3 separate regions of the Homo sapiens genome follow, and all the other regions are linked to region 1. Evidence: chromatin loops called from intact Hi-C (ENCODE). Cell type or tissue: heart right ventricle. All regions are shown on one strand. Region 1 overlaps LOC105374506 (a long non-coding RNA gene). Region 2 has its middle 180 kb from the start of LINC01913. Region 3 has its middle 100 kb from the start of LINC01913.

Evidence for each region. A loop is a pair of places that touch in the nucleus more often than their neighbours do. Peaks named below come from ENCODE experiments on the same cell type or tissue, not always from the same donor. Only the 100,000 strongest peaks of a DNase experiment are listed, where the experiment ranks them.
Region 2: a loop joins it to region 1, with 8 times the contacts of the local background. A loop is called at or near these places in 51 of 110 quality-filtered maps.
Region 3: a loop joins it to region 1, with 2.9 times the contacts of the local background. A loop is called at or near these places in 35 of 110 quality-filtered maps.

What each region holds. Positions count from the first base shown.
Region 1 is chr2:41,410,442-41,418,441 of GRCh38, reverse strand. LOC105374506 (a long non-coding RNA gene) reads left to right here. Exons shown (of 4, transcript XR_939997.3): 4 at 1-5,913. Among named protein-coding and RNA genes, the nearest start is that of LINC01913, 460 kb to the left of the region's middle. In heart right ventricle, a CTCF peak has its summit at 3,827 (motif pointing left); no DNase peak of the experiment used is centred here; H3K27ac peaks cover 1,274 bases.
Region 2 is chr2:41,694,895-41,702,894 of GRCh38, reverse strand. No RefSeq gene overlaps it. Among named protein-coding and RNA genes, the nearest start is that of LINC01913, 180 kb to the left of the region's middle. In heart right ventricle, CTCF peaks have their summits at 3,658 and 3,880 (motif pointing right); a DNase peak (open chromatin) is centred at 3,914; H3K4me3 peaks cover 531 bases.
Region 3 is chr2:41,771,261-41,779,260 of GRCh38, reverse strand. No RefSeq gene overlaps it. Among named protein-coding and RNA genes, the nearest start is that of LINC01913, 100 kb to the left of the region's middle. In heart right ventricle, no CTCF peak of the experiment used is centred here; no DNase peak of the experiment used is centred here.

The DNA.
Region 1 (8,000 bases):
TGAAGAAAAGAATGCAATCAAAATCTAATTCTCACAATATCACTTGGATGTCTAAAAATACTGAGTTAAAGAGATAGTAGAATTTGATTATATAAAAAAATTTGTACACCAAAGTGTTAATTTCCTTAATAGAGAACTACTATAAATATTTAAGAAAAAATGGGCAAATGGTATGTTCAGATAATTTATAGCAAAGAAAATATAAATAATGTCAAATATTTAAAATGATGCCAGTTTTCTCTTAATAAGATAAATATAATCAAAATTATCATGTGATCACATTTAAAAATTATTGGGGTAGCAAAGACCAGAATGCTTGATTACAAACTATGTTGGCAATGGTCTGGGAAAACAAACACTTCTCATTGTTTCTGGGAAGGTAAATCGGTAAACTCAGTACTGAGAGCAATTGTACGTTGTCTCTCATAAATAGAAATGCACTTTTTGAATCCTTCAAGTCCACTTCTACATTAGAACCTTAATGTATATAATAAACAGTATAGATATGCCAGCATATGCATAAAGTAATTTATGTATAAGAATAATTTTTGTAGCAAGAGATCAGTTAAATAAATTGTTGCAACAGCACAAAATGAAAAGCTAAGCAGCTTTATGTGTACCAGTAAGAAAACATCTCCAGGATATTTCTTAAAGTTAAAAATGAAAACAAAACCAAAAAGGATAGAATGGCATGTAAGATAGTTTACTGTTCGAATTGGAAGTTAAGACTACCATCTGGCCAATCTGGGCTCCTCATGCCTCTGAATCAACAGGAAAAGAAGAGTTACTGTGCTGGGTAGGTTGATTGATCTGAATACCAAGGGGAAATTTGACTACTGCTCCACAACACTGGTAAGAAAGAGTAGGTCTGGAATACAGAAGACACCTTAAGATGTCTCTTAGTTTTACCATGTCCTGTGATTAAGGTCAATGGGAAACTACAACAATGCAATCCAGTAATGACTATGAATGACCAAAATCCTTCAGAAATGAAAGTTTGGATCACTCCACGATATAAAGAAGCATGACCAACTGAGGTGCTTGCTGAAGACAAAAGGAATACAGAATGGGTGATGGAAGAAGGGAGTTATAAATACCAGTTACAACCACATGATCATTTACAGAAATGAGGATTTTAATTCCCATGAGTATTTACTCTTTATTTTGCTAGGAATATATCAGTATATATATGCATATATATGCACATATTTATTTATAGAGATGTACTCCTTTCTTTTATTTCCTTATTATGTTACATTATTGACTCTCTTTGGTCTCCAGCTTTCTGATTGCATATCTTGGGATTTGTCATAATGAAGCAAACGAATTCCTTATAATAAATCTGTTTCTAATATATATATCCTATTGGTCTATATGTTGGTATGTATATATAACAATAGGATACACACACACACACACACACACACACACACACACACACCCCACATCTTCTGTTGGCTCTGTTTTGCTGGAGAACCCTAATACACTTTGGAAAAGTACCAAAGTAACAGAGGTAACACCTACCTCTCAGTGGTTCAGCTTACTCTCTAAAAAATAAGGGAATTAAACTGGAACAACTACATGTTTCCTTTTAACTGTAGCCTTCTGTGTCATACAGTTATTTCCCTATAGATGGTCTCTCAGTTTCTCTCCTGAGCTTAGGTTCTATTTTTCACTCTGCTTATTTTTTATTTTTCCTAAAGTTACAGTATGCTCAGTATGTCCCAAATTGACCATGCCTGTTAAGAAAGCCATTTCCTCTCTTCTGTTATTTTCTAAGGCACCAGGTTTTCGTTTTTTAGGAATGACCAAATTTGAGATTGTCTCTTCTCTCTGAGAAAGGTAGTACTCTGATTATTTGTGATGGCAATCAAACAAATACTGCATAAGACTAAAGAAAGAAGCATATCACAGGGTTTTGCACTCTCTCATTTCTCTATGAAGTACAATACCAAGTAACACAGAACTGCTACAGACCCAGAATTCTTCAGTTATCTGAACAGTTCTGGGTTCTAGAGCTGACTTCCACGTCTAGGCAATGCGGTTTATAACCATAGGGTTGCTGCAGCCTTCCAGGCAGGTCTTTGTAGAGACTACTCATTTGCATCTCTGCTAAGGAGAAGAAAACCTTTCCAGCCCTTTTTATTGTTTTATATATATATATATAAAAATAGTGAACACATATTGGTACCAAATAGCAATTTTATCTTATCTTGGTATATTTGGCTTATGAATAGTTGATAAGGCTTTATCTTACTGTTGGTTACTTGTTTCCCATGAGAAGAAAAAGATTGTTTTATGATGCTTTAAGAGGGCTCATTCCTTTGTGAAGGATTTCCAGAGATTCTCCTATAACATGTTCCCAGTCTTCAGATTTGTCTCTTGTTCAACCATCTTACCAATTCTGATGCCAAATCCATCATAGAAATGATGTACCTTTGGAAATGAATCCATCCTATGGATTCCCTGCATCCCCACTGCTGCCTTTATATGCAGGACTCTCAGCACATTCTACCAGGATTCTGCAGCAAATGCTCAGAACATCCTCTAGTTCTGATTTTCCCACTACACATCCATGCTTCACACTCATTATTCCAATGAATTTCCTCTAAGTCTTGCTTTTATTTTCTGTCACACCTTTGGTGATAAATCCTGCCGTGATTCTAATGAGAGCTCAACGTCATTCAACTTTCAAGGAATGTTTATAATCAATTCTACTTTCCATACCTGTCAATATCTCATGACTCCACCTAGTCAACCACCAAGCTTCACTAATTATACTCCCCAAATATATCTTCTCTCAATACAATTTACTCCATGCAGAAAAGACATTATTTAGATAGATATATTCATAGAAAGATAAATGTATAAATAAAAATATATAACTTTATCAATATGCATATTTAATTTCATAAGTTAAAATTATTTGTATTCAGATGGACAATGGTTTGAAATCTGTTTATGCCTCCAACTAAGCTGAACAAACATGGACACATTATTTAATCTTTCTGAGCCTCAAATATTTAATCCTGCTGAATTATTTTGAAGATTAAATGATATAAAATACTTAAATTGTCTATGGTCTGGCATATAGTACTTAATAAATTAAAGCATATTTCTTGATTTTAGATTTGATTTATTTTCTCTATTTCCAAGCTGTAGTAGTCTGGGTCCAATTGGGAGACAGAAACCAGACAGCAGGTTATATAAGGGAAGTTAATGTAAAGAATTATTAACTGTGATAAAAGAGAAACTATATAAGGAAACTATATAGTAGCCTAGGGCTGAGGAAGAGTGCCTAAGGGAGGACAAACTCAGAAGGGGCGTGTTTCAGACCTTGTTGGGGAAGGTATAGTTTAGCCCAATGGATAGCAGAGGTGTTTACTGGTTAGGCCAGGCCTGAGCAGGTCTAGAGTTCCTGGGCAAGCAGGGTAGGTTAGGTAGGTTAGCACGTGGTGGCATGGTTTTGCAGTGAGAGTCTGGTGCCAGCCATGGTAGAAGGCCTGTAGCACATGCAGCCTGGCATGAGAGTGGGGTTTTGAAACAGTGCTTGGTGTTTGATGCTCCAGGTCAGAAGCAGATGTTGGAAATCCACTCAGAGAGTCCAGGTGTTGGTGTGGCAGGAGGCCATCAGAGCAACACCTACATGTGTGGAGGGTTCTGGTTTCCATGTCTAGAGGACTGAAGAAAGGTTATTGATACGTCTAGGATGCAACGAGGTCTCAATGGAATCATGTTCTAAGCTGGTGGCTGGGGCACATTCCACTGGATGTCTGCACACCCATACAGCTAATCTCTTCCTCCTGCAATGTCTCTCCAGCGCCCTCTACTGAGAAATCTTAACATTGTGCTCATTAAAGTGAAAAGTTTTAAAGGAATCCTTGATTTGGTACAGAGCATATAGTGAAGGGTGAATTCAGAAATAAGAAGCAATAAATTGATAAGTGGCACACAGTCTATAATACCAATTAGCTTGTCTGATTAAGATAAAATTTTCTCCTGTTGTATTTCGTGTGAAGAAGTTATAACCTTCTTTTATAAGGAATGGGGTTCCCAGCTGATTAACCAGGAATAAGCAATTTTTGCTTCACTTTGTAATAATTGAGTCATGTGACAATCGCTGAGTCAGCATTTGAATATAGACCCAAGTCTTATTCATGGGAGCATACTTTAAATGTATTTAGCATCATTTTATGTATTGGTTTATTCCAGAGCAGAAAGAAATTGTATTTGCAGGATTTGACATCAAAAATGCATTTGAATCATTTAGATAGTCTTTTTGTGGGTGGTAAAAATTTTAAAACTCTTGTTTATTGATGTTTTGTCTCTTTCTTAATCTCTCCTAACAAATCTATTGTTCTTCCCTTGTCAATAAGCAAGCATGCTCCCATGGCAGGCTGAAACATTTCAGGACTTTCCCATGACCTCATATTTCTATTCCTTTGAGGCACATGGTCTTATTTCTTTTTAAGCTTTAGCGAGAACATCCGGTCCTTTCTTCTCAGATCTATTCTGATTTTTTTACTTTGTATATCTGATCAAGATGTTTTATAAATTTGAACATGTCCACTGCTCATTAAAACAGGTCATCCCAATCAGTATAAAATGTGATTTTTAGTCTTTTCTTTTTAAAAGTGTAAGAAATGCTTATTCCTTAGGAACTTATTTAATAGGAGATATGAATACCTTTTTGTTTTTTACTGAACTCATTTTAACGTGCCTTTGAGTTCATGTGCAAATTTGATTTCGTTAGCCTTGTAGGTGCAAGACTTCCTACTCTCTCACTGTGGAGGAGACACTAGGTTGCTGTGAAGTGAAAGAATGGGCTTGAATCCTGGAGCTACACTAGGCTAATAGTGCTATTTTCTGTAAACTGAGGGACAGTTTATGTATGTGAAAATACTTTGCACAATTGTAACAATTAAATTGTAAAAATATACAGGAATACTGCATAATTATTTTGAGGGTGGTAGTGATGATTCTGAGGGCTAGGATATTTACGGATACAGTGGGGAAGCCCCCTCTTGTTCAACATTTTCTAGAGAATGTCCATGTTAAACTTATACTTTCTGCTTCCTAGGAAGAATATCTCAGACTTTCTCTTAGCTCTTCTCCCCTTGGCTTTTCTGTGCTATGTCATTCATGGCATTTTTGTGGGATCTACCTAAAACAGAAAATACTATTTTAGAACAGCTGGTTTCTGGGTCAACTTTGGAGACTCAATTTCAGTAATTTTCCAATTTAATAAAACAGTTGGAATATGTTTATATTGATTTTAAAATGACAAAGCAAATGAGAAAAGGTATAATTTAATAGATCCAAGAACTATTGATGAGGAAAATTACTAGTAGCTAGTTCCAACTGCCATCGATTGACACTGAAATGAAGAAAAGAGATGTACACGTATTTGTGAACACCCCATTTTCATGTCAACCAAAGGATTATCAACTTTTCATCTTCAAAATAGATTTCATAGTATACTTTTCATGTGTAACTATATATAAGGTTAATGGCTCTATCTTTTGTGAACCACAACCTATTTGTCCAGCTCCTGCTTTGAGCTTGATGTTTTAATCTTCACAAATATTTGAGGAAGATATAATTATGTCCATAATTATAGCAAAGTGCTAGGTGCAGGCTAGCACTTTGTGTACAGTGGCATAATTACAAAAATCACATCCAGATCTGTCTTTAACCATGCTTCTTTTACCCTGCTATCTTTAAATATAAAAAGCAGTGATTACAATTGTAAAATAACAGGAGTAGAAATAATATGTTGTATTCAGTGGGAAGGAATTGCCCTTTGTTAAGGCAATAATTATAGGACAGTAATTCTCTAACTGAAATAATATACAGATTTTAAGAAAAAACTTATGAAATTCCAATGTTAATTTAAATTTTTTATAACATTATAAAAGCACAAAGATAAAACTAGGTATGTTTCTTATGTTTATGGTTTTTATGCCACTTAAAACCAAATTAATTAATACTTATAAATTAAGTATTAACAGCATTACAAACCAATAACATCTAGTTTAGAAACACTAGCTAGGCCTGGCGCAGTGGCTCACGCCTGTAATCCCAGTACTGCGGGAGGCAGCGCATCATGAGGTCAGGAGATCGAGACCATCCTGGCCAACATGGTGAAACCCCCTGTCTACTAAAAATACAAAAAAAGCAACTGGGCATGGTGGCGCACATCTGTAGTCCCAGCTACTTGGGAGGCTGAGGCAGGAGAATCACTTGGACCCTGGAGGCGGAGGTCGCAGTGAGCTGAGATCGCGCCACTGCACTCCAGCCTGTCAAAACAGCGAGACTCCGTCTCAAAACAAAAACAAAAACATACTAGATAATGTGCTAGATTTATTTTGTGAAAATAAAGTTGCTCTCTGCAATGAGAATATGATATTGACTTCTAACGGTTCTGTTCTTTTATATTCAGGGTACTTACATGTTTTGGGTTGACTCAGTTGTCTTGCCTCTTTGTGTTATTTGAAGTTTTGTGAGACTTTTATTGTGTATACTCCTTTAGTCTGTTTCGTGCTGCTATAGCAGAGTATCCAAGACTGGGTAATTTATAATGAATAGGAATGTATTGTCACCCAGTTCTGGAGGCTGGAAAGTTCAATATCAAGGTTCTGGCATCTTAGGAGGGCATTCTTGCTGCATCAACACATGGCAGGTGAAAGGGAAAGAGAGAGGGAGAGAGAGAGAAAAGATAGAGATCTATTATTTAGTTCCTAATTTGGAGCATTTGGTTCTATTATTTTATCCCACCACAATACACTCATTTATTCCATTGTTTTCAATATTTTTACTTATAGTATTTGTTCATATTAGGTTTTAGTGATTTATTACATAACAAAGGATAATAGCAGTTTTATTCAGTCCTGAGCCAAGTAATGTACTATGCTAATATTTATATCTTTTTATTGTGGTTGTTTTTTTTTTTTTTTGAGATGGAATCTCGCTCTGTTGCCCAGGCTGGAGTGCAGTGGCACGATCTCGGCTCACTGCAAGCTCCGCCTCCAGGGTTCATGCCATTCTCCTGCCTCAGCCTCCCGAGTAGCTGGGACTACAAGCGCCAGCCATCACGCCAGGCTAATTTTTTGTATTTTTAGTAGAGACGGGGTTTCACCATGTTAGTCAGGATGGTCTCTATCTGCTGACCTTGCGATTCACCTGCCTCGGCCTCCCAAAGTGCTGGGATTACAGGCGTGAGCCACCGCGCCCGGCCTAATCTTTGTATCTTAAATAATTTTCTGTTTTTCCTGGATTTAATACTGTCTTTTTATACTTGATTTCATCTTCCTTTATTTGCTTATCAGTAATTCTTCCCAGTCTCTCCAACAGAATATTATTTTTTAAATGGCCATGTAAATAATCAATTAGTTCAATTTTTTGTGAAAACATTCCTTCTGGAGCACCCCATCTTCCCACGTCAATCTGGTCTGCTTGCCTGCTAGCCTCTGCACATTGATCCTACATGTTTTTTTTGTTTTTTTTTTGCCTCTGTCTCCTGAGCTGATGAAGCACATCCTTCAGTAGCTTTCTGAGAAAGGACACATAGAACTTTACTGATCTGAAAATACTTTTATCCTAATCTTAAACCAGTTGATGGTTGCCTGGATTTAATTCTCAATTGAACAGAATGTTTTTTTCTGAATTTGAAATCATTTTTACAGACTTCTATTGTTTAGGTTTTCTGTTGAGATGTCTTTACAGCTTTATAAATAATCTGCCTTAACTCCTTACCTCAGTCCTCCATCTTTCCAATCTTTTATGTGCAGTTTTAAAAATTCTTTGTCATTTTCTGAAATGTTCTAATATCCTCTTTTCAATAGAACATATTCTTATTAAACACAATGTCTTAACGTTATTCTCCCTTAGCATATTAACAGCATCTGTGTTGAAATTTTATTTTGGTTTTTGTGCTATTTTTGTTGGTTTAAATATCTTCAATGTTGAAAACTTCTTAAGTGTCTAATGCCCTTGGTGGT
Region 2 (8,000 bases), 280 kb before region 1:
GGAGTTTTCTTGGCTACTAGAGCTCCCTGGGTGTTATGGGTTGAATTACATCCCCCCAAAATTTCCATCATAATTAGGATGTTATGTTGACATCCTAACTCTCCGAACCTTAGAATGTAATCATATTTGGAAATACAGTTGTTGCAGATGTAATTAAGGTGAGGTCATACCATAGCAGGGTGGCCCCTAATCCAAAATGACTGGCATCCTTCTAAAAAGGAGAAATTTGGACAGAGAGACACACACAGGGAGGGATAACATGTGAAGAAGAAGGTGGAGGTTGGGACGATGCTTCTACAAGCCAGGAAATGCCAAAGATTGCCAGCAAACTACTGGAAGCTAGGAGAGGGCCATGGAACGGATTCTTTCCCACAGCCCCCAGAAGGAACAACCTATGCCGACACCTTGATTTGGACTTCAGGGTTGTGATACAGTTCTGTTGTTTTAGCTACCTAGCTTGTGGTACTTGTTACTGCAGCTTTAGGAAGCGAATACACTGGGCTTATAAAATGAGCAAATTCATCAGCAAAGGGGGATTTTCTACATCTGTGGACTCCTTTTACCCTTTCTTTTGCTTTGTGTGCTATCACAGCTCTTACTCAGCTATTGCCCCTACCACAGTACCTCATCTTTCCTTTCCTTTTAGAGAAATTGTATAAAAACTATGGTATCCAGAAAGGATAACTATTTGATAGATTAATCTGGCTTCGACAGGCAATGATTTACTAAATGACTGTTGAATATGCTTAGAATGTCCAACTCTGGCAAATTTGAGAAATTTCAGGTTGCATGGATATATTTTCTATAATCCTAGAAGTAAAGGCCAACATTGTCTAAAAAATGGTGGACATTTTAGCATAGTCGATAAAGACTATTAACCAGAATGGAGGACACTTTATGTTATGAGTAGATGAATGTGTTTTATTCTATGAATAATGAGAGCTAAAAATAACTGCAAGAAAGGAGTGGCATGATCAGTTAAGAACTTTATTTAAAAATAATTACACATTTACAGGAAGATGTAAGGAAATGCACAAGGAGGTGTCATGCACTCTTTACCCAACCTTTCTTAATGTGAACATGTTGCATAACTGTAGTATGTAAAAAACAGGAAATTAACTTTGATATAATCCATAGGGCTTATTTAGATCTGGCAGGTAAATATATGCACTCATTTATATCATGTGTATGTGTGTGTGCAGCTTCGTGCAATTCTCTTTTTCTTTTTTATATAATTTTTTTGTAGAGATAGGGTCTTGCTATGTTGCCCAGGCTGGTCTTGAACTCCTGGCCTCAAGCCATCCTCCTAACATGACCTCTCAAAGTGCTGGGATTACAGGCGTGAGCCACTGTGCCTGGACTCCATGCAATTTTCTTATATGTGTAGTATCATATAACCACTATCATAATCAGGTTATGTAACTCTTTCGTCACCACAAGACTCGCTTGTGTTACCCTCTTATAGCTACACCCATTTCCTGCCCCATCCTTAACCCCTGTCAACCACTAATGGTTCTTTACCTCTATAATTAGGTCATTTCAAAAATGTTACATAAATGGAATCATGCAGTATATATTCTTTGACAGTGGCATTTTCCACTTAGCATAACTTCCTTGAGGCTCATCCAGGTTGTTGTGTGGATCAAGAGTTCATTCCTTTTTATTGCTGAGTTGTATTTCATGGCACGGATGCTCTACAGTTTAACCAGTCACATATTGAAGGGCATTTGGGTAGTTTTTGGCTATTACAAATAAAGTTATGACATCCATGTGCAAATTTCTTTGTGAAAATGCATTTTCATTACTCTGGGACGTATGCTCAAGAGTTCAATTGCTGGGTTGTATGGTAAGTCTATTTTTAGTTTTAAAAGAAAATGCCAAACTATTTTCCAGAGTGGTTCTACCATTTTACATTCTCACCTGTGATTCGGTTTCTCTACATCCTCTCCTGAACTTGATGTTACCAATTTTTTCTTAATTTTAGTCATTCTGATAGGTGTAGTTATATCTCATGGTAGTCTTAATTTGCATTTTTCTGATGGCAAATGGTGTTAAACACCTTTTCATGTGCTTCTTTGCCATCTGTGTATCTTCTTCTCTGCAATGCCTGTGAATGTCCTTTGGCCGTTTTTAGGTTGGATTGTTTGTTTTTATAATTGTAAGCATTGAGAGTTATTTATATATTCTAGATACAAGCCCTCTGTCAGATGTGTGATTTGTGAATACTTTCTCCCAGTCTATGGTTTATCTTTTCATTCTCTTAACAGGGTCTTTTGCAGGGCAGAAGTTTTAAATTTTGATGAAGTCCAATTTAGCATACAGAATTTTGCTGTCAAGGATATGATCCGTTTTACATTTTTGCATGTGAAGGATGAAAAAGAGATCATTGAATATGGGGAAAAGTAGATAGTTGCAATACTATTTCAGCAGTCCATTTGGAAAGGGCTGAAGTGTCAGTATAGCTGGAGACAAAGGTAGTAGACCTGAGAGAACTTCGTGATCAATATCATACAGGAAGCATTGGGGTGTCAGGTGACATTTGGGGTTTGGATTTACACAATTGTGTGAATAGTCTTCCCATTAACTGGGGCCATTATATGAGAGAAGAGCATGTTTGGAAGTTGGGGCCAGGGTGGCCAAGACTTGAGATTAGACACAATGAGCTTCCGGTGCTTATGGGACATTCAGGGAGAAAATATTTAGTGTGCAGCTAGAGAGGTGGGTCTAGACCTCGGGTGAGTGTTCAGAACTGAGGATGCAGACCTGGGCATCATTGGCCCTCAGGTGTGCTTGAAGTCACGGAAGTAAACGAGACCTCCTGGGGATGAGGTATATATGTTTCAATTCTGCATGAGAAAGCAGAAGACAGGAGGTCGATGCAGTGAATGATGTAGACAATCTGAAAACTAGACAAAGGTTAAGAAATTCCATGTTACCTTCCCTTACTAAGAAACTGGAGATTTGGGCAAGTGAGAATCTTTCAGTGAATCATTCAGTGTCTTCCTTTGGAAAGTAGAATCAGGGAATGATTTAAATTTATTTATTATTGAGTTGTTGAACCTTATATATATGAGAGTCAAGTCACCAGATCGATCCCTGACTTTTACCTCCAGTATTCTGTAACCCATCTTTTTATTCCAAACTTACCCCAGAGGAATGGAGTTCATCATCATCTTTAGTTTGGAATGAGAGAAAATCATTTCAGTCTGCTGCATCTACATAATGCCTCATGAAGCGAATACAAGATAATGAAAAAGAAAAGTTAAAAACCGTAATAGCTAATGGAAATAGGTATTTGAAGATAGGAGCCTTTGAGTAACATGTAATATCTAAGCCTTTAATTTTTAAAATGCTCAAGCACAGTGATTTATTTTCATGCTGTGAGTGAATGAAAGTTAAAGACTGAAATTCTTTTAAAATGAAGGCTGCTTCCTGTGCTCTCGTCAAATAATGGCGCTATGTGCTCAAGCTGGAAGCCCTCCCCGCCCTTAGATACGCTCGCTGTGCTTGTAGGAAAAGAAAATATGTAGGGAGGAATGGACCCCACTGTATTTAAAAGGGATTTGGGGAGGTTTTGTTCTTAGAGTCATGGCCAAAAAGCCTTGAAGGTCCTGACAATGACAACTGGATTCACCGGTGCAGCAGATTTTCCCAGCCACCAGCTCATAGACTCCTCCTCGCTCCCCTCCCTCTCTGTTTTCCTCACACAGAGTTCCCTTGCACATGGATTCCCACTAGCCGTTTGCTGTCAGGCTAAAAAGAGTGTTTGGCTAGAAATAAAAATTTCTCTTGAGTATGACACCTTCCAAGGAGGAAAGGAGATGCTAAAATGTGGGCAATCTCTCAGGGTCTCCAGGTGGACAGGAGCTGGGGAAGCGGAGATGTGGGCTATGCCAGCAGGTGGCAGTGTGAGCACGCAGCAAGACAAACAGAGACCGTTCCCCCCTTCCCCGCGCCGACCCCCCATTCCTGGGGACCAGGACCTGCCGCTGGTTCTGCACATCTTCAAGGTAGATTTCCAGCGTCCTACCTCCCACATTTCAAGTCCTGGTCGAATGCCGTAAAAGCTTTTCCACTGGATAATTTATAGGAACATCCCTTTTCTCTCTTCTTGCCAGTGGCTTATTTTGAAAGGCTGAGTTCTTTGAATAAATGAGCAACCTACACAATATGAAGGGAAATAAAACGCTTTATAGCCGTTTGATGGCAAGTGTTTGTCTGCCTTAAGCACGCCAGTGGCAGAAAGATAAAATAAGGACAAGGTCGTGGTTTTGATCTCTGCTGAGCCCAATTAGCTTTGTTCTATAGTGTGCCCGAGGGCCTCACCTTAAATAAGTTTAACCACCTGGAAATGCTTGTTTTGCATATGGGGGTCAATGCTGAAGTACTGCTCACTCAATACCTAGAAATTCACTAGGGTTAAAAAAAGATTAGCTTCAGAGTCATGCAGACTTGAGTCCAAATCCCTGCTCTATCACTCACTAGCTGGGCAGCCTCGGGTAAGTTACTCTCTTGGAATCTTTCTTCCCATCCCTGTAGGTTCTGTGTGAAGGTGATAGACAATGTACATGAAATGCCAGGCACACAGCAAGTACTCAACCAAAGGTAGCTAGAAATAATCTAACATCCATTTACTGTTCCCATGACAATTCACCTGGATTCTTTGTACACCAAGGAGAATCTGGTTTTGTCCTTATGTTCCTTTGAAAGTACATTTAACTCTTTGCTTCAGTGGATCATCTAGTTTAGAACCTTATTCCTTATCTCCATGCTGGTCTCAGGCTGCAGAGAAGGGAGAGAGACAGAGGAGTGTTTGGGATAGAAAGAACAGCTTAAGTATACATTGTTCTCAAATCACTGCTTTTCATAGCCAAATAGAGATGACTTTTGAATGATCAGCTGTTCCCCTTGTCTGCCTCAGAACAATGGGAGATAGATAGGTGAAATGACTTTTCCAAGAGAAGATCCCCAAGAGTCCCTTCCCTTCATCATTCACACACATGGTTATTTAGATGGCACCCCCACCTTGTGATTGATTCCATGCTGCCCCATGAAGACCTGCACGGTGCCTCTCAAAGACCTGCACGCTGCCTCGTGAAGACCTGCACGGTGCCTCGTGAAGACCTGCACGCTGCCCCGTGAAGACCTGCAAGCTGCCCCGTGAAGATCTGCACGGTGCCCCGTGAAGACCTGGACGCCGCCCCGTGAAGACCTGCACGCCGCCCCGTGAAGACCTGCACGGTGCCCCGTGAAGACCTGCACGCTGCCTCGTGAAGACCTGCACGGTACCCCGTGAAGACCTGCACGCTGCCCCGTGAAGACCTGCACGCTGCCTCGTGAAGACCTGCACGGTGCCCCGTGAAGACCTGCACGCTGCCCCGTGAAGACCTGCACGGTGCCCCGTGAAGACCTGCACGCCGCCCCGTGAAGACCTGCACGCCGCCTCCTGAAGACCTGCACGGTGCCTCATGAAGACCTGCATGGTGCCTGATCTCCGTGGGTGGTTCCACCATCCTCCAAGTTTACAAGCCAGGTCCTGAGGAGCCACGCTTGACATCTCATTTCTCTCTGTGTTTTGCCCAAATATTGTCAGTTTTTTCTCCAAAACGTCTCTCAAATCTGTCTCATATTTTATTATTATCTGTATCAGCACTCTTTTGTCTGTGTTAACTGAATTTCTTCTGGATTTTTACAGGGACCTTCCATTTGGTATACCTGCATTCACTCTATCCCTTCCTTATTATCTTTTCCACTCTGAAATTAGAGTGAAGTTTTAGCCACGATGCTATCTGAAGGCAGGGCTGTTAATGTTTTTCTCTGTAAGTTTAGGAGCACTTTACCTTTACTAGCTATTTCTTATGCTGGACATGAGTTGGGGGAATAGGTCTTGCTATGCTGGCAACACACAGAAGAATCACTCTAGTGTCAAAAAGCTCACATTCAGCTGGGTGCGGTGGCTGACGCCTGTAATCCCAGCACTTTGGGAGGCCAAGGCAGGTGGATCACAAGGTCAGGAGTTCAAGACCAGCCGGGCCAACATGGTGAAACCCCATCTCTACTAAAAATACAAAAATTAGCCAAGTGTAGGGTGGGTGCCTGTAATCACAGCTACTTGGGAGGCCAAAGCAGGAGAATTGCTTGAACCCAGGAGGTGGAGGTTGCAGTGAGCCAAGATCACACCACTGCACTCCAGCCTTGGTGACAGAGCAAGACTCCATCTTGGCGGGGGGGTGTTGGGAAAAAGCTCACATTCCTGGAGAGATTTGGCCATATAAATAAAATGCTACAAAACAGTGTATCATATTGCTGGGTACAGAAGGAGGCCAGCAGGCCTAGCTGACTTGTAGGTAGAGGGAAAAGAGGCCTTCAGGAGGTCTGCATGGAAGCTTCTCCTTCATGGATATTTGTGAAGGGATCTGGGCTCCCTGCTTGGAGCAAAGGCCCTGTCATGGAATTTACAGTCTAGAGAGAAAGAAGGTCATTAAGTAAAAAACGTACAAATACCTAAACACATAAAGAATAATTACAGATTGTGATTAATACTGTGAAGGGAAAGAACAGGTTACATAAGCAAGAATAAAAGGGCCATGATTTTGTTTGGGGAATTGGATAAGGGTCCCCAGAGGAGGTAGCCTTGAGCCAAGCCAGGAGACTGACCAGGGGGTGTTCTGCAGAGGATCGGAGTGGAAGACGGCATTTCCCTACAGCAGGGGCTGGTGCCCATGAAGTGAGAAAGAGCTCAGGGTTCAAGTTGCTGCAGGCCGGTCAGTGTGGCTGGAGCACAGGGAGCAAGTCGGGAGGATGTGAAGGGTCAGATCAGGCAGGTGTTGGAGGCCTTGGTCGAGGGTTGGTTTTGATTCAAGTGTGATGGCAGGAGAGCCCCTGAAGGTTTTAAGAAAGAGAGTGCCAATGATGGGCTTTGTGTGTGCAAAGCAGCCTTGCTGCAGTCTAGAGAATAGACAGGAGAGGGCAGTTGGGGATTCAGTTAGGATCCGAGTGGGGTGTGAAGGTTGTTGGGGTGTGGCTCCTCAGAGGGATTTGCACAAGTGATCATGGTTGGATTGGAAAGTCCAGGCCAAGGGAACAGAATGTCCAAAACCAAGAGGCAAGAGAAAAGACGATGTGGTAGGGGGACTGGCTTTGAAAGGGGCAGAGGTTTACAGGAGAGTGCTGGTCAGTGAGCCAGAGGGGGTTGCAGGGGACATGTGTTGGTGCGCACAGTCTTTGCCTAGGAGATGGGATCTTTCTCGAGGGGCAGAGCTACTAAGTGTTTGAAATAGAGCTTATGAAATCAGCTCTGCTTTGTAGAAAGAGCTCTCTTGGAATCCTCTAAGGCACAGAGGGAGAAGAGACTGGAGTTCTGTGGTTATTGAAATAGTCCAGGGACATGAAAAATGGTGTTTTGTTTTCCTAATAGTTGTCAACCATGATAGCTATCATTTATCAAATTCCTATCACGTGCTGCTGCTGTACCAAACATGTGACCTCCGTCACTTCTAATCTTCCTCCCTGGATTTTCCATCACAGTTCCTCAAAGCAGGGATTGGAACTGGTATGAGTGAGCACAGGGGGAGCAGAATGCTTCTGGCAGCCACTCCTCCTTGCAGCCATGGAGCCTCCCAGCACCTGCAAAGTTGTGTTTTGTTGCTATTTTTCAATAAAGAAACTAAAATTCTTTGATGAAGTAGCTTTTCCAAAGGTGACAGAGCTGAACACATTGCAAAAGTGGGATTCGAACTGTCATATCTCTCATTCCCAAATTCAAGCCTTTTCCATTATATCAAATAGTTCCTTCTGTCTCTAGTAAAACCCATGGTGGTGAAATACAGTGATTTATATGATATTTGACTGCCCCATGAGAATGTGAGCTTATTGAAGAAAATGACCGTGTATAATTCATTGCCACCCTGTGCCCCAGTGCCAAGCCCTGTAAGTGTGAGTTTGTTGACTAAAAGAAACTATCAAATGGGATGGCAGTCCTCCTATTAAGAATCTGAAGT
Region 3 (8,000 bases), 360 kb before region 1:
CTGCTCATTCCAAGTCCTTTCTCTGGGATCTGGAATCAGGACACCTCTGTGGAGCCACCTTTTCTCCCTAGATGGAACTTCCCTGGGAGATGCCCCACCAGCTTCTCTTCTAGGCTGAAAGAACCCACTTCCCACTTCTGTTCCCTCCCTCTTCCATCTGTTTCCCTGGAAATGCTCATACCAGTGCTTCCTTAGGAGAGATGACACAGGGAAAGTGAGGGAAAGGGCTACTCCAGCCCATCTCTTGCTGTTCCTTGGGTCTGATCTCTATTTCCATAAGCTTCTTTCCATTTTGTATTTTTCTTTTAAATATATATTTTAAATTCTTGGGCAGGGAACAAATTAGGAATGCTATGCATAGATGAGAGGGAGAACATCTCTTAAACAGATACCTTGGGATCCCTTGAGTAAGTGGCTCAATGGCTTTACTTTGAGAAATGTATGGTTCACTGGGTGGAGAAGATCCCACTAAGCATGGTGCTGAAGAGGTTGGGCTCTGGAGTCTGCCTGGATGGGCTGATTCTTATCTCTACTGCTTAGTGTGTGACATTGGGTGAGTTGCCTACGTCTCTCGCTGTGCCTCAGATTCTTCACCTGTAAAATCAGGGCTAAGAATAATAGTACTCATGTCATAGGGTTGTTGGGAGGATTACAGGCTTATTATGCAAAACGCTTAGTACAGTGTGCCTAGCATGGGTTAAGCATTCAGTACCTTCTTAGACATATTCATCATTATAATAAGAACTTTTTCCCCCCCAGAAGGATACACAAGCAGTTGCTAACAAAGTAACCTTTGGGAAGAAATAGAATAGGGAGGGAGATTTTTCCTTTTGATTTTGTACTTAATTGTACTGTTTCAACTTTTTAACCATCTACTTTTAAGATTTCAAATAACTAAACATTTCTCCCCTCTGGTAATTAAGGGAAAAAAACCTTAATTAAGAGCAGGAGAGAGAATTCTTGTCTAGAAATGATGCTTCAGTACATCAGTGCCATTTCATACTTAAGATTTAGTTTTGAAGAACCCATTTTAAATAATAGAAAACTAACCTCTGAAACAATTACATAATCCCTTCTTCTAAGACTTTTTGATTTGATTGACTTCAATGCAGGGTGGCACCATGGCCTGTTTCTGGGTGGAGGAAAAAATTGTATTGTTTTAAACCTGGTAAGAGAGGATGAGATTTGCCTTTGTTTAGAAAATTTTGCTATTAACTTCTTCAGGTATGAGAGGGTGTTCCTGCTCACCCTGCCTCCTTGCCCCTGCTGGCATAGTGGAGATAAGAATTATTTCTCTTTAAAAGGAGCTGGCAGCCATTTTAGATTCCCATGGGCAGTTCAGAAGTGAGGGGTAAGGAGCTGAGAGATGGGAAGGGTAAGAAAGTTGAGCAGGGTGAGGTTCTTGTTGGAAAGGGTAAGGAGGTCTTTAGAACAAAGGGGTCTCAGATTTGATTTTAAATGATCTGCTGGGCAGTAATATCCCTTCACCATCATTGTTCCAGGTAAGTACTCTCATGTAAGGATTTTGGGGAAAATGAAGGAAAGATACGAGGGGAGGATTGACTTAAGTAAGATAATTATTCAGGGGAAGGAGGAAATCAAATCTAGAAGTGTCAAGGGAATAATGCAACCTCTGAGAGGTACCAGTGATACTGAGTTTCCTCTGTGTGCGGGGGTGGGAGACTGTACCCATTTCCATTTAAATACTGTTGTAGAGACTTCTAATTGTCCCCCTTCCCCAATATCTATTCTTGGTTTTAATAGAACCCGCCCCCCGCCCAATTCCTCCAGTTTGCCATAACTATGCTGCTGGGGACTGCATTTGCCTTGCAGCTGGATGTATCGTTTTGACCATGCATCTTGCCAAGGAAGAGTGAACAGAATGAGCAACATGTGCAGTTTCCCTTTTACTTCCTTGAAAGGAAATGATTTGTCTTTCATTTCTTCTTTTCTACCTTTCCATGATCTAGAACATGGAAATGGCGGTAAGTTCATTTTGACTACTTGGGTAACGACAGTACTTAGAAGGCTTGTTAAAGCACAGATGGCTGGGCCCCCAGAATTTCTGATTCAGTAAGTCTGAGGTAGAATCCCAGAAATGTGCATATTTAACTAGTTCTTGAGTGATGCTGGTCCTGCTGGTTCAGGGAGCTCAGGAGATGGCAGAACAACAAAGCAGAAAGAGCCTGAGTCCCTGGATGCTCCTGTCGAGCTGAGCTACCTAACCTCTTGTGTCACCTCCAGACTGTTGCCATGAGGGTGGAGTAAATGTCTATTTATTTTGAGCCATGGTATTTGTGTGTCTCTCTGCTTTGGAGCTGAACCTGTCTCTTAATGCACATATTACAGGTAAGGGTTATACAGCAAGGCTGGAGGACGTGGGGAGTCACATGTGGCTGGCTTTTAGGTTCAACATGGGTGAATTTATTTGGAAAAACAATAAAACAAAGGCAATTGCTTGTTTAATAATGACTTCTTTTTTGGGTTATCACAGGTAGGCAGTAGACTGAAAACATTCTTTCCACATCTGCACCAGTGCTTGTTTTCTTGCCTTGGGAAAAATCTAAAAACTTGCATGTTCTTGTGTTCTCATTTGTTAAGTGGTGTGTGTGACTTTAGTGTTGTTGTCCAGAGAGGGGTACTTTGGGTATCGTCTTAGAAATTCTTGTAAATTTAAACATTTCCTGAATGTTTCCTAGATACCACATACTATGTACTCTATATGCATTATATCATTAATTCTCTCAACAGCCCTGTGAAGAAATGTTACTATTATTTCTATTTTGCAAATGAAGAAACTGAGATTTGGAGGAAACAAGCAGGTCAAGAATCCATTCCAGGCCTGCCCATGGCCTGAACTACTTGGCAATATTCTCTCCTCCTGGCAAATGACCCATTTGCACGATCATTTTCAGACTCAGTGCATTGGGCCTAACATTTTTTAACAATAGGGTTTGGCTATTCTGTTTTGCATTGTTATGAAGGAATACCTGAGACTGGGTAGTTTATAAAGAAAACAGGTTTATTTGGCTCATGGTTCTTCAGACTGTACAAGCATGACACCAGCATCTGCTTGGGTTCTGGTGAGGCCTCAGGAAGCTTTTAGTCATGGTGGAGGGGAAGGAGAGCTGGAGTGTGACATGGCAAGAGAGGGAGCAAGAGATAGAGGAAGAGGTGCCAAGCTCTTTTTAACAATTAGATCTCACATGAACTCATAGAGTGAGAACTCACTTATTACTGTGGGGAGGGCACCAAGCCATTCATGAGGGATCTGCCCTCATGACCTAAGCCTAAATGCCTAAACCTCATGACCTAAATGCCCGTCTCCATCATTGGGGATCATATTTCAACATGAGATTTGGAGGGGACAGGCATCCATGCTGTATCAGTGTGTGTTTTCAAATGCAAATATTATTTTTTCCCCTGAGCCGTCAGCCTGACATTGCACAATCTAGCCTGCGGTATTTAGGCTCTAGAACCTGCTGTGGGAACTGTTAGTTGGAAATAAGCAAAGGGCATGGAGTTTAAAGGGGGAAAAATGGCTTTGGGTTGCCTGGATTTAAGGCTATGAGAATTTACTACCCTATGAGAACATTGGATTCCATTACAGTGTTGGGTTTAGTTAGTAATCACCTGTCTATGGGGGAAACAATGAGGAAGCCCATCTGGCAGGTTTTAAGCAGCAGCTGTGGTAATTTTCCAAGTTGCCTGCCTCAGGAGCAATGTTAACCCCAACAAAGGCCAGCGTGAGAGGAAACATTAATCCTCAAAAAAACAAATCCATATATCTCTACAAAAACCCCTCTTGGTTCTTGGTTTCCAGGGGCTTCTGAGAATCAGTTTTCTCCAGGGGCTTCTGAGAATCAGTTTTCTCTTCAGACTCCTGTTGTTTTCTTCAAGATTTACATGTTCTGTTTCCCATTCCCTCACCTCATCTACTTCTATCATAAGAGAACAAATTTTGAATTAATGCACAGTTAATTCATTAATCCTATTTTTACTTGGATGGGATTATTAGGATGAAGTAATGCCAATAGCAGAGAGTATATTTTGAGTTCTGCACAGGCCCTGGGAACGGCCTTGTTTTTAAATGAATTCAAAGCTGTGTGAGCCACTGTTCCTAAATGTGCTGGTTTGTCATTTTAAATAAACTGGAGGTCCATAGCACCCTGATTTTGGCTTAAGTCTATTACATATATTTCAAGGCTTTAGGTTGGGGGATCATAAAATTTTTTCATAAAGGGCCAGATAGTAAATATGTTTGGTTTGTGGACTATATGGTTTCCACTACAACTTCTTTTTTTTTTTTTCTTTTTTTCTTTTTTGCGATGGAGTTTCACTCTTGTTGCCCAGGCTGGAGTGCAATGGCACGATCTCGGCTCACTGCAATCTCCACCTCCTGGGTTCAAGCAATTCTCCTGCCTCAGCTTCCCAAGTAGGTGAGATTACAAGCATGCACCACCATGCCTGGCTAATTTTGTATTTTTAGTAGAGATGAGGTTTCTCCATGTGGGTCAGGCTAATCTTGAACTACTGACCTCAGGTGATCCACCCACCTTGCCCTCCCAAAGTGCTGGGATTACAGGCATGAGCCACCGTGCCCAGCCCATTGCAAATTCTTAACTTTGCTGTCGTAATAGGAAAGCGGTCATAGACAATAGTAAATGAGCATGGCTGTGCGCCAATAAAAGTTTATTTGCAAAACAGGTAGTGGCTGAATTTGGGCTGTGGGCTACAATTTGCATACTCTTTTTTAGAAACACATATAACAATTTATTCAAGTTAAAATTTACGAGGGCCTAAAGCTGCTGGGAAAAACTGGGGGAGGAAGAAGTAGCTGATGCCATGATTTATAGAACCAACATGCAAAGCTATCTTGACATTCTGGCCTCTGCTCAAGACTCCAAGATTAAATACAGTAGGGATAAATAGATGATTATCTTTGGTTCAAAATATGGCCTGTGAGTACACAGAGTGGGGGTTAACTTGCTGGGAGGGAATTTGCATGATAAAAATCTGAGCTCTTACTTTGTCTTAAAGCTTAAGAGTCTGAGAGGCTTTGCCTGCTAAAGAGATAGCCCATCTTGGGCTGCATTGCAGGTCTAATGGTTGTAGCTCAGAGATGTAATAACCCTGCTGGGTTCTTTCCTGGGTTAGATAACAGCTGGAGTGTGGCGTGCAATGCAGATACCTCATTTAGAGAGTCCATTGACAAATTCAAATTTATCTAAAAGAAGGAGACCACAATGGTTAGGGGCCAGGATACCACAATTTATGAGAAATAGTGAACGGAACTCGGTACGTTTAGCTAGGGAAGAGAGGCCCAAAATAAGAAGTCATCATTATCATCATGTGTCTGGATTTTTGTCATGAAAGGGAATAGAACCCCTGTGTGGACCAAGGCCATGGGCCCTTGCACACAGCAGCTGCATAATTAGTACTTGACTGAACAGTGTGCAGAGAGATTACAAGGAGAGAGAGTTAGGCTTGGGGTAAGGACAAACTTTCTCGTTGAGAGCTGTCCATTAATGGAATGGCTGTGCTCATTATTTATCACTGGGATAGTGCTGGGCATCAAAGAGGCAGTGAGTTGCGATAACAGTTCCCTTAGTGTAGTAGAGAAACCGCATTTTTGATGTGATAACAAAATGGTTTTTAAACGAAGATAAAAAGAGTGAGACCAGAAGGGTTATTTTTATTGTTGGTTAAATCCAATAAAAATATTCTCTATAGTATACAATGTCTTCGGCTGGGCAGGTGTTCAAGTATCAACGGGGATAATAAACACAATTTTCAACAAATTGCTTGTATCATTCAATAGAGAAGAGGGGGATAACGCAAGTGCTTGTAAGTTTGTCAGGTAGTCAGTACCACCTGGATCCTTTCACCAAGGTCTTTGAAGGATGGAGAATGATTGAGAAATGTATCAGAGAATGATTTTTAACTTTATTAGGAGCTCTACAAGGAAAGTGAAGTTCTTCTTTGTTAAAGAACAAATTGTCTCTCTATTCTCCAGACTTGTTATCCTTTGGGTCAAGTCATGAGCATTTGCTGTGTGCCTGGAATAGGTCTAAGAGTTAAATATATATCGGTTCATTTATTCCTCTACAGCAGTGATTTTAAACTATGGATGATTTCTGCCCCCAGGGGGCATCTAGCAATATCCGGAGACTTTTTAAATTGTCATAAGTGAGGTGGGGGAATACTACAGGAATTTACTGGGTGGAGGCTAGGGATGTTGTTAAACATCCTAAGATGCACAGGGCAGCCCTCCACGACAAAGGATTATCTGGCCCCAAAAGTTGATAATGCTGAGGTTGTGAAACCCTGCTATATAGAATAGTAGGAAGTATTGTTATACCCATTTTACAGATGGGTAAACTGAGAAGTTAAATAATGGACCAAAGGTCCTCCATAGCCAGAAAATTGGATACGCATTTTACTGTCTTGCGCTTTATTTAGTGATGTAAATAACTAATACATCCTAGGAAGTACTGTGTGTGATGGTTATATCCACCTCTTGGAACTAGCACAAAAATGGATTGCATTTTTATTTTTGAATTTATACTTAATACATACTAAAATACCTAGCAAGCAATCCAGCTCTCTCTAGATAAGTTTGTTAATGGAGTCAAATCAAGGTGTGGTGACGTTCTGGAGGCCTGGGAAAAAGAGTCCATGGGCTCACTGTGCCTCTTTCCTAATTTAATTTCTTTCAGCTGATCTGTTTGCTTGCCTTTTTGACCATTTTCTTGCTAACTGCACTGTTGTATCAGGGAAAGAAAATCAAGTAAATCAGTCCGATTTTCTAGCGCCTGCTCTCAGACTGGTGGAGAGGACCGAAAAATTTCTTAGGAGAATAGTCTATAGTTAGCACTAAAAAAATCAGATTGTTCTCTACCTTAGCTGGAAAAGGTAATTTGGTGAGTGTCGACTTCAGGGTTGAGTACTCTTTCCCAAGTATTTATTCTGTAAGTCATGAAATAATCACCTTGAACCTACATCTTTGCCTAACACTTGGGAAGTTTCTGCAGAGCCTTTGGTGGTCATAAAATGAGATGAGTCTTTATGGTGCAGGGTGAGGCTATCTGGATGTGTGGCCTGGTAGGAGAGGCCCCTTGCAAAATTTCCTCTCTGCCCCCGTTCCCTACCCCATCTGCTAAGATTTAAACTCAACCTCAGACAGAAAGATGAGCTCTGAAGTCTCATTTATTACTGAGGTTCAATGTTACTAAAATAACCACAAAGAAATGAGATGCCTTCTTCAGATTGCTAAAGAAGTAAGTGAATTGATCTGTGACTTAGAGGTATCTCCTCCAGTTAATCATTGCTGACTCATTGTTGCCTGCAATCCCTATGAATTACAATGAAACTAGAAAGAGAAATGATATATGCAACATGATGGGAAGTGGAAATAGGCTGCATATTTCTACATGGGATGGCTGAAATGGGAGCCCTAAGTTTTTAAGATGCAGCACCTGCACATGGAAGGCGGGGAATGACAAATGTGTCTGAATCATTTGGTTAGCAAAGCTGGCCTTGCTTGGCTGATGGCCGTTTGATGGATTCTGCCCTTTCCCATCTGCTTCACCAGTTCATTGCCAGTAGAGAAACACGCTTAGCTTAGAACCATGTTCCTATCTCACATGATTTTTTTTAAAATTATACTTTAAGTTCTAGGGTACATGTGCACAACATGCAGGTTTGTTACATATGTATATATGTGCCATGTTGGTGTGCTGCACCCGTTAACTCGTCGTTTACATTAGGTATATCTCCTAAGGCTATCCCTCCCCTCCCCCCACCCCAGTGTGTGATGTTCCTCACCCTGTGTCCAAGTGTTCTCATTGTTCAATTCCCACCTATGAATGGGAATATCGCATGCTGTTTTGATAAACCACAAGAACCTTTGAATCAGCTGAAGGTGACTGGAGAAGGTGTCTCTTCATTCTATCCTGCATCAGTGTCCCTTGGTAGGCTGGTTCCACCGTAATAAGACT